Regions from separate parts of the Homo sapiens genome. Here region 2 is linked to region 1. A link is a loop called in an ENCODE intact Hi-C map of the cell type or tissue named here. Cell type or tissue: chondrocyte. All regions are shown on one strand.

Region 1 (5,000 bases):
TCCTCCCCTCATCCCCAGGGCTCACTGACCTCTGTGCAGCTGTCCCATCCCTGTCATCGTGGCTGTACTGTGGGGGCCCAGCCACGAAGTCAGCCTCACTGGCCCCACGGACCCTGCCGCTTCAGAGACCCTCACACGGAGGAGATTTGTCTCTAAAAAGACGTGGAGAGCTCCCTCCTGAAACTGCTTTTGAGCTGCCTCTAAGGAGCAATGTGACCTTGATCAAAGGGCTGCCTTGGCCTCTAGAAAGGAGGAGTGTGGAACTGAGGAGGCCTAAATCCCCTTCCCCGTGTCATGGTTTCCAAGGAGGACGAACAAGCTCCCCCCACACCCTTAACCCTGCTGCGTGTCCCCCACGCTGTACCTCGGTGTCACCACGTTTGAAAGACAGCGTAGATCTGCCTGCAATCACACAGGCTTCTGCTGACGCTGGCCTAAAAGTGATCACAGCGGCAGTCCCGACCCGATCCGCCGGCCCCAGCTTTCACAGCTTCAGCACTTGACGGCTTCACGAGGGATCCCATTAAGCTGTTGCTGCATGATAGATACCCAATATATTTTTACCAAATGAGTCAATTTGAATAATAATCTAGACTTGAGGTTAAATGAAAGCACAGAAAGGGTCAAGAATTATTAAAAGAACAGTTATCAAATGTTATAGAAATTCACCATTCAAGGAACGGGGGAGGTGGGAGAAAAGGTGCAGAATCCTTGTAAGTCTTTTTAGGACTGAAAGTCGAGAAAGCTAAAGTGAGGTGGTCATGCATCCATCTAGTGGCCAGGCTCAGTAACAGGAAAATTCCCCTCAGTCCCTACAGCAAGGTGATTCTCAGGGAAATCATTGGGTTCCTGAATCCCACGAATAATCAGTGATGGCTAGGTTATTTTTCTAATTATTGATTATTACAATAGTAACAAAAATTAGTTAATAGAGAATAAATCTAAGTAAGTTGAAAAGATATAAACAAATGATTAAAGGAAAATTATGCATTCCTTAATCGTGTTTTGAAATAAAAGCTAAAATAAAATACACCATGATCATTGTTCCCTATGGATTAATAGTTTATAATATATTTTACTCGGCTCACAAATGTGCCAAGCAAGACCGAGGAAGGCCAGACACTTTGCCTGAAGCCACACAGGAGCTTAAGGAACTCACGCAGGGTCAAGTAAAAAAGCAATGGAGCTGGGATCCAAAGCCAGAATTAGGCAACTTACACCACCAACTCGGGGGTTTGATGTAATAAGAGACGAGGTTAAGTTGAGTTTATTTATTATGCTTCACATGCTTCCAGCTGCATCTGAAAGGTGAGGGTGCATGGGATGGAAGAGGATCTAGCGGGTGGACGTGATCACAGCAGCTGCATCTGGAAGGCGAGGGTGCATGGGATGGAAGCAGATCTGGTGGGTGGAGGTGAGGACTACTGCAGCTGCATCTGGAAGGTGAGGGTGCATGAGATGGAAGATCTGGTGAGTGGACATGAGCATCCTGGGTATACTGAGTAAACTCAGCCAAGGATGCACTGCAGGAGGTGAGGAAGCTGACTGTGGTTTGGACGTGGTTTGCCATCTCCACCAAGTTCCATGTGAAACGTGATCCTCAATGTGTTAGTGTTTGGAGGTGGGGCCTGGTGGGAGGTGTTTACATCCTGGCAGGAGGTGTTTATGTCCTGGGACTGAATCCTTCTTTGTGAGGTATTGAGTGTGGCTTCACTCTCAGAGACTGGACTGGCTCCCACTGGAACTGTTGTTACAAGGTGCAGATTCTCCTTCTGCTTGGTCCTCTCCACATCTGTTCACTTCTCCTCTGACCTTCTCCATCATGTTATGACCCAGCTCAGAAACCCTCACAGGGAGCCAAGGCCAGGCCCTTGAACTTCTCAACCTGCAGAACAGTGAGCTAAATAAACATTTTTTCTTATAAATTACCCAGTCTCAGGTAATTCTCTTATAGTCACACAACAGGGAGATGGAACACGCCTGACGGGCCTGCCTCTGTGCCAGAGCAAGGTTTGGGCAGCTCGGGCCACCTGCACAGCCATGCAACCAGGGTCCCTTGAGCATGCAGGCAGGCCCTGAGGATGAAGTGTTGACAGAGACCAGCGACTTCTGTCTTTGGCCTTGAACAATTTCTCACCCTGGGTCCTCATTTCTTCTCTACAAATTCCCCTGGTACTGTGTTCACTTACTGCCCTGACCATGCTCCTCCAACCATTAAACCGCTACCCAGCTGGTTTCCCCTAAGCAATCTGGGGTTTATTCTCTGCTTTGCAGAATCCTTGATGTCCAGCGATGCTTCCGGTTCTCCTTCTTCTGGGCACCTGTTAAAACTGCACTCTTCTGCCCCCTTGAGGTTGTGCCGGGGCATTTGACTTGCCTTAGCCAGTGAAAAGTGAACTCTGCCATCGCTGGGAAGAAACCAGCAAGAGCCGAGTTCTTTGTCTCATCAGAGACACCAGACACGTTCTAGACCTTTGCAGTCCAGTATAGGAGACACCAGCCACATGTGGCTATTTAAATTTAAATTCATTAAAATGAAATAGAATTAAACATTCAGTTTCCCGGTTGCATTTGTCACAGGTCAAACGCTCAGAGCCATATGTGGCTCGAGGCTGCCATGTTGCACAGTGCAAATCCACAGAGCGTTTCATCCAATGGTATTGCCCTTGAAGGTGGGCATTCCACAGCCCGCGGCCCTGACGAGGGAAATGCACAGAGCCTCCTCCTGACCCGCAGCGCACATGTGGTAAGAAACAGAGCACACTTATTGTTAAAGAAACTAATATTTTGGAGTTTTTGTGTCAGTAGGACAATCTATTCTATCCTGTGTGTTGCAAGTTTCTCCCAAATTGCTAAAAAATAAAAGAGTAGCTCAAAGCCATACAAAAAAAAAGATAAAGAACATTGGCAAAGTAATCACATAGGTAAATATAAAAGCCAGCATCCACTGGGTATGGTGGCTCATGCCTGTAATCCCAGCACTTTGGGAGTCTGAGGTAGGTGGATCACAAGGTCAAGAGTTCAGCCTGGCCAAGATGGTGAAACCTGGTCTCTACTAAAAATACAAAAAATTAGCCAGGCGCGGTGGCAGGAGCCTGTAATCCCAGCTACTCAGGAGGCTGAGGCAGGAGAATCGCTTGAACTCAGAGGGCGGAGGTTGCAGTGAGCTGAGATCGCACCACTGCACTCCAGCCTGGGCGACAGAGTGAGACTCCGTCTCAAAAAAAAAAAAAAAAAAAGCCGGCATCATTGTATTTTTGTTTGTAACTCCCTTTTTCCTTTCCTACATAACTTGAAAGGCATAGGTGAGAGTTTTAGAGACTGGAGAAGCAGCTGTACATTCTGGACCCTCAGTGATACAGGTGACCAGAGTGTGGAGATGAACTAGACGTGGCTCCATCGCAACCCAAAGCCACGTGATGCTTTGTAAAAATGTTTCTCTGGAATTAAGTTTCAAAATATAAAGCAAGAATTGTCCAGAGCCGGCACCATTTACACATGTACCTCTTTCCACCATGATCTTGTCTGTCCAGCTATTACTAAAACCAGGGAGGGGATAAAACAATAACTGTAATTGCTGTTAACTTGGTGCACGCCACACAAGGGCATCCTTTGTGACAGCAACATCAGGCTCTAGAGCTGTGTAGGAGCAGAGTCTGTATGTTCCAGAAGCTATGCTGGATCAATTCAAAATAGATCGCTGTAAGATTAGAATGTTACTTGTAATGTCAAAGGTAAGCATAAAGAAAATAACTAAAAAGTGTATACAGACGAGAAATTAGTCAAGGATCAAAGGAGTAGAGTACGTCAATCAAATACAAAATAAGGCTGTATAAGGGGAATCGTGAACAACAAAGACTTGAAAACAAATAGAAAAATGGCAGAAGATCCTTCTTGTAGTTAATTACTTTAAACATAGAAGCATCAAACTCACTGGCTAAGGTATAAACTTGGCAAAATTTTTAAAATGACCTAGTAATCACAAGATTTGCTTTAGAGCCAAAGGAATAGGTAGGGTGAGGGGGATGGCAGAGAAGTCGTCCTGCAGGAAGATATGGAGAAGGAGCTGGGGTGCCGCACCAGGACCAGAAAAACAGACTTTAAGTCAAAAAGGGTCATAAGAGATGAAGAATAATTGATAAAAGAGTTTATTGATCTAGAAGATAGAAAAATTACAAGCAAATATACATCAAACAGAAAAACCCCACACTATATGAAGAAAACATTGACAGAATGGAAAGGAGAGTTCATAAAAATGTCAATATTCACTTCAGTAGTGACAAGAACAATATTCAGAGGAGTGATAATGACCTAGATGACGCCCGCAGAAAACCCCACCCACCAACAGCTGAACCGACATTCATCTCAAGCGCACACGGAACATTCTCCAGCATAGAAGAGATGTTAATCTGTGAAACAAGCCTCGACAAATGTAAAAAGACTGAATTCATACAAAGCCTTGTCTCTGATCACCAATAGAATGAAGAAATCAAAAAATTAAGCAACACACTCCTCAGCAACTAATTTGTAAAGGAAAAAAAATTGCAAAGGAAATTAGAAAATACTTTGGGATAAATACAAACAAAACCAAGGTTTACCAAAACTTATGATCTGAAAAGAAAGCAACCTTCAAAGGGAGATTTATAGGTAAAAAGGCCTGAAGTAAAAAAAAAAAATAAAAATAAAAGATCTCAATTGATAGCCTAACCTTACTAGAAAAAGAAGAGCAAACTAAACCCAAAGCTAGCAGAGGTGCGGAGATGCTGAAGGTTAAAATGCTGATCATCATAGTAGATGAGAGGAAAAAAAATAGAATCAACAAAACCAAAGATTACATTTTTTTGAATAAACAAAATTATCAAACCCTTAGCTCATTGACTAAAAAAGGAGAGATGCTGTAAATAGCCAAATACAGAAATAAAAGTGGGTACATTACTACCACCCTTTCAGATGTTGAAAGGATCATAAGAGAATGCTGGAAACAGTTGTATGCCAACAAA
Region 2 (5,000 bases), 190 kb before region 1:
ATGTGCCAGCGCAGGAGCAGGCAGAGTCTGTGGCATTATACCCAGCTGGTGGGTGTAGATGATAGATGAGACAGACCAGTCACCACAGCCCACAGATGTAGAGAGACAGACCAGTCAGCCCCCATGCCGGCATATGTGGACTGGACAGACATCACCTCTGGCCAGCACATGCAGAAGAGACAGGTCGTAACCCCCAGCCGGCAGGTGCAGAAGGGACAGGTCATAATCCCAGCCAGCAGGTGCAGAAAGGATAGGCATCACCCCCGACCTGGCAGGTACAGAAGGGACAGGTCATAATCCCCAGCCAGCAGGTGCAGAAGGGACAGGTCATAATCCTTGTCTGGCAGGTACAGAAAGGACAGGTCATAATCCCTGGCTGGCAGGTGCAGAAGGGACAGGCGTCACCCCCACCAGCAGGTGCAGAGGTGCCGTTGCAGCAGTTGGATGTGAGGCCAAGAAGCAGAAGCTAAGGGAGGGGGTCTGGGGCATCCCTGGAGCTCAGAAGCCAAGGCCCGTGCCTGCCCCAGGGCTGGTGCCATACATAGTTCCAGGTACTGGGGACGGAGGGTAGCCGATGGGGCCCTGAGCAGGACGTGCCTCTTCTGGACTTGACCACAGAACCCAAGCATGGTAAGTGTGCCTTATGGATGCCATCAGGTTGGCGCAATTCCACAGGAAATGGACCATCAGCCCTTCCTTGGCCCTTGGACTCTCCTTCCCGCCCCCACTGTGGGGGAACACTGCCTGTTCCCTGTGCTCCTGGGGGAAGGGTCTGGGCTCTGGGGTCAACCCTGCTCATGCCAGGCCTGGGTGGAGGCAGCTCCGCGGTGTGCTCTCTTAGTGCTCCCCCCTGTGCTACCTCGCCTGTGCTTCCCCTGTTCCTCTCATGCTCTCCCCAGTGCTCCCTTTGTGTTTCCTCTATGCCCCCTTCTATGCTCCCTCCCATGCTCCCCTCCATTCTCTCCTCTTGTGCTCCCTTTTGTGCTTCCCTCCCCTTCTCGCTCCATGTTCCCCACCCTCCACACGTGGCTCCCTCTTTGCTCTGCAATCTGAGCTGTGAGGGCCCAGGTGCTGCTCAGCTGCCAGGCCCGTGGCCCTCCCATCCTTTTCCTAACCCTCCTCTACTCCTTCCTGGGAGCCCCCACACCAGTGCTGCCAGGGAGGCCTAGACAGCCATGCCCGCTGTCGCACTTTCATAGTGGGCCAGAAACACTCACAAAAATTTATACTTCCACCTTCCTGTGCTTCCTTGTTTTAATGAGAATGACGCACCATCATTCAAGGTTTAGTAAGCAGCGAAATACGTCTCAGCTGTGCGAGGCTCATGTAAATCACCTTTAAGAAGTGAATGAAAGTGTTACATGTGCATGACAACTAAAGCTTTGTGAGACAGCCAGAGCCTGTTTCCCCCATAAAGATGTTTACACCTGACATGTGTGTGAGAATAGTGCCAGGAAGTTGAGCTCCCTGCTGAGGGTGCGAAGGACAGGAAAAACAGAAACAGAGAAAAAGAAAAGGGGAGTCTGTGTGAGAGAGAATAGACTGAGGGCAGAAACCAAATCAGCTGCCTGGTATAAAAATGTGCTTTGAGATAAGATAAATTATGGGATTTCATGTTAGTCTATATTAGCGTACATGAGGGATAAAATCTACTTCGTTATTAACTGATTTCGTTTAGTTTGCCTTAATTAGAAAAACTATTACAAATCACTATAAATGCAGAATTAACAGGTTGACGAGTGGCAACAAAATAATGAGTCCCATGGTGATAATTATGTAAAATATGTAAAATCAATTTTCTAATCATTGATTTACATAAAATAAAAACGTTAATTTGACTTTGGGTTGCCTGAAGATATTGGCAGCCACCTGAATCTAAATCTTTTCAAACATCTCCAAGATAACTATGCAGATGAGCATGAAGAACAACTTTACGTAGAACTCTTCCCTTGGCAAGCCTGGGAGAGAGAGGTGGTGTGTTTCAATCACCTGCAGGTGAAATAATCAACATACAACAGCAGATCGACTACCTTTGATCCCAAAGGTAACACAGTGGTGGACACTGAGGAAAGTCCAGGCACATGGACAGGAGGGACATGGAGAAAAGGAGCAGGAGCTGCCGTTAAGCAAAACCCACTTTGTGGTGGTAAAACTGCAGAGAAGCCTCCCAGGGGCTGGCAGCTCCAGGGAAGGGAGACATGCATCTCCAGGACCCACGTGGCATGCCCAGAGCTGCTTTGCCTCTGAAGAAAAGGGTAAATCAGAAGGAAGAAGGACCCTTAGGAAGCAGAGGAGTGAAGAAATAAAGAGAAGCAAGAGAGGAAAATGTGGGGTTCTGCAAGACCAAAGAGGAGCAGAAACCAGATGACACACCACTTTCCCCCAGGACAGCAGCGAGAAACAGAATGCTGCTGCACTGACAGAAGAGAGAGCTCTTGAACAAGGAATCCTATCCGCTGCCTCTAACGGTCAGAAGAAATAAGTAAACAAAAGCAGCCCAGCGTTATAAAAAGCTATTAGTAGAAGAAAACACAAAATGAGAATCAAGCCATTTCAGGTGATAAAAATGCACTGCCAAAAAACAACCGTGACAGAGAAGGGAACTGAGCACAATACTGCACCTTAAATTAAATATCCTTACCAAGCAGTTGGTTGAACAAGGAAAAGGACTTTTTAGTAGGAAATATAAAAATGACCAAAACCAAGAATGGTTGGATTGAGTGACAATTTGAGACATTCAAGAAAGGCAAGAAAACAACAAAAATTAAAATTAAAATGATTTATGAGAGTTCTCCAGTGAAACAGAATCCCTGGAAGGAAGAGTGAGCTCACGTAATTATGGGGCTGGCAAGTCCACAGTTTGCAGGTTGGGCTGGTGGCCAGAGACCCAGGAGGGCCAACGCTCCAGCTGGAGTCTGAAGCAGGTGGGCTGCAGAGTTCTCTCAGAGCCAGGGAGTGGGGGTCTTTAGGCCTTTAGGGGTGCAAGGCCTGGTGCAACCCCCATGTTATGGAATCTGCTTTTTACTTAAAGTCCACCAAAGTAAATTAATCTCAGGCACTGACACCCTCATGGAAACACCCAGAATAATGTTTGACCAAAAACCTGGGCACCCCATAGCCCAGGCAAGTTGACACATAAAATGAACTATCAAAATGAGTTATATTAAAAAAAGGGTCAGAGTGACATTGGTGACATGCAAGAGAGCCAACAAAGAGCCAGCATATGTCTAACTGGAGTCCTGAACAAACCTAGGGCCAGAGCTAGAGAAACCAGAGTTAGATAACTTTTCCAGAAACAAAAGAAGCATTGACGCTACATGTCAGAAGGGCCTACTGAGACCTGCAGGAACTGGCCTGGCATATTTAACCAAGACATAGCCAGATAAAACTATTGAACTTTAAAGATAATGAAACACAATCCTAAGGGCCTGAAGATAAAATATCACATTCCTCATCCAGGCCAAAGAACAAAGTAGGCATCTGACTTCTCAAGAGTGACCTGCAGAGTGAGGCCACAGTGGGGCTGCATCCCAGAAACCCCCTAATGGAGGTGTGAGCACAGGATCCTATGCCCAGCCTCTTGTCTTCTGCCCAATTTTGTAGTTGTTTACATCAGAACGTTAAGCCTGCCTCAGTTACTTCATCATGGCTGGAAAGATAATCAACATCTACTGCTTTTTTTAAATTAGAAAAACACAAAACAATGTTTTAGCATCTTCTTGTAAAATAATTTTTTTAGTGAAATTTTAATTGAACAAATGAATAAATGAACAATCAGGCCCTTCCTTTTTTTTTTTTTTTTGTTTGTGTTTTGAGACACAGTCTTGCTCTGTCACCCAGCTAGAGTGCAGTGGCATGATCTCAGCTCATTGCAACCTCTGCTTCCCCAGGTTCAAGCGATTCTCCTGCTTCAGCCTCCTGAGTAGTTGGGATTACAGATGCCCGCCACCGCACCCAGGTAATTTTTGCATTTTTAGTAGAGATGGGGTTTCACCATCTTGGCCAGACTGGTCTCGAACTCCTGACCTCATGATCCACCTGCCTCGGTGTGAGCCACCGCACCTGGCCAGGCCCTTCCTTTTATAATAATATATACAACTCATGGGTTTTAAACCTTTCACTTTACTCTAGTCACAGATGGACTCTGAGAGAGAAAATAGCACCCCTGTCCAAACATCACATGCCTGGCGGAGGAACGCAGCCTGGCCTGTGCAGCCGAATGTTGGAGAGTGCACCTTCCTCTCTTATTTTGTTTTATTTCCAGGGAAAGGGAAAGGAAGACATGCAGGTAATTTATCAACTAAATTACAGGCTGACTGATAATAAAGCTCCCCGCCCCACAAAAAAAGGAAATGATTGTGGGGTTTTAGTGGGTTTTCAATGTTCTTTCTTTACTCTCCACCATGAAAATCTATCATTAAAATACATTATTTAGTTTTTGCTTTAAAAGTTTAGATAATTCTACCAGTGAAAATGAACTTTCTAAAAATTCTACATAATTTGTCACTGGGTAGAAGTCCACAAATCTACCAACTTCCCACTGATTTTAGTCTTTATTGTATGATTTCCTTGTGCTGCCTACCAGAATTTCTTGCAGCCAGTGGGTAACTCAAGTCATACAATGTTAGAATAATAAAGGATTTTAGACTTTTTCCAAAATCTTCAGTTGTATATTTTCATCACCAAATAAAGTGTAGTATCCAAAGCAAAATTAAAGTAACATATTCCTTATCTTCTATCTAGAGCCAATACATATGGACTTCATTTATTGGATCATTGAATATGTTTTCTTTAAATATCAAGAAGCAATAACATCACAACTATTAACCTACCTATATGGTTTACATTCTAAATGAAATGTCAGGTTATGTATGTGAATAGAGACATATGAGGATCAATATTCTCCCATTTAGACTTTCAATCATGAATTGCAAAAGCATTTCTACTATGAATCATAGAAATATTTATTGCATGATAATAAAAGATTTGTATCTAAATAC

Evidence for each region. Hi-C counts contacts between places; a loop is a spot of excess contacts. Peaks named below come from ENCODE experiments on the same cell type or tissue, not always from the same donor. Only the 100,000 strongest peaks of a DNase experiment are listed, where the experiment ranks them.
Region 2: it touches region 1 in a loop (3-fold over the local background); 9 of 110 quality-filtered maps call a loop at or near these places.

The regions. Positions count from the first base shown.
Region 1 is chr2:711,818-716,817 of GRCh38, reverse strand. LOC105373358 (a long non-coding RNA gene) reads left to right here. Exons shown (of 4, transcript XR_001739247.2): 2 at 2,581-2,746. Among named protein-coding and RNA genes, the nearest start is that of TMEM18, 37 kb to the right of the region's middle. In chondrocyte, CTCF peaks have their summits at 569, 769 (motif pointing left), 2,148 and 2,354 (motif pointing left); no DNase peak of the experiment used is centred here.
Region 2 is chr2:900,850-905,849 of GRCh38, reverse strand. LINC01939 (long intergenic non-protein coding RNA 1939) reads left to right here and starts at 399. Exons shown (of 4, transcript NR_110179.1): 1 at 399-630; 2 at 3,891-3,958; 3 at 4,132-4,288. In chondrocyte, a CTCF peak has its summit at 2,448; no DNase peak of the experiment used is centred here.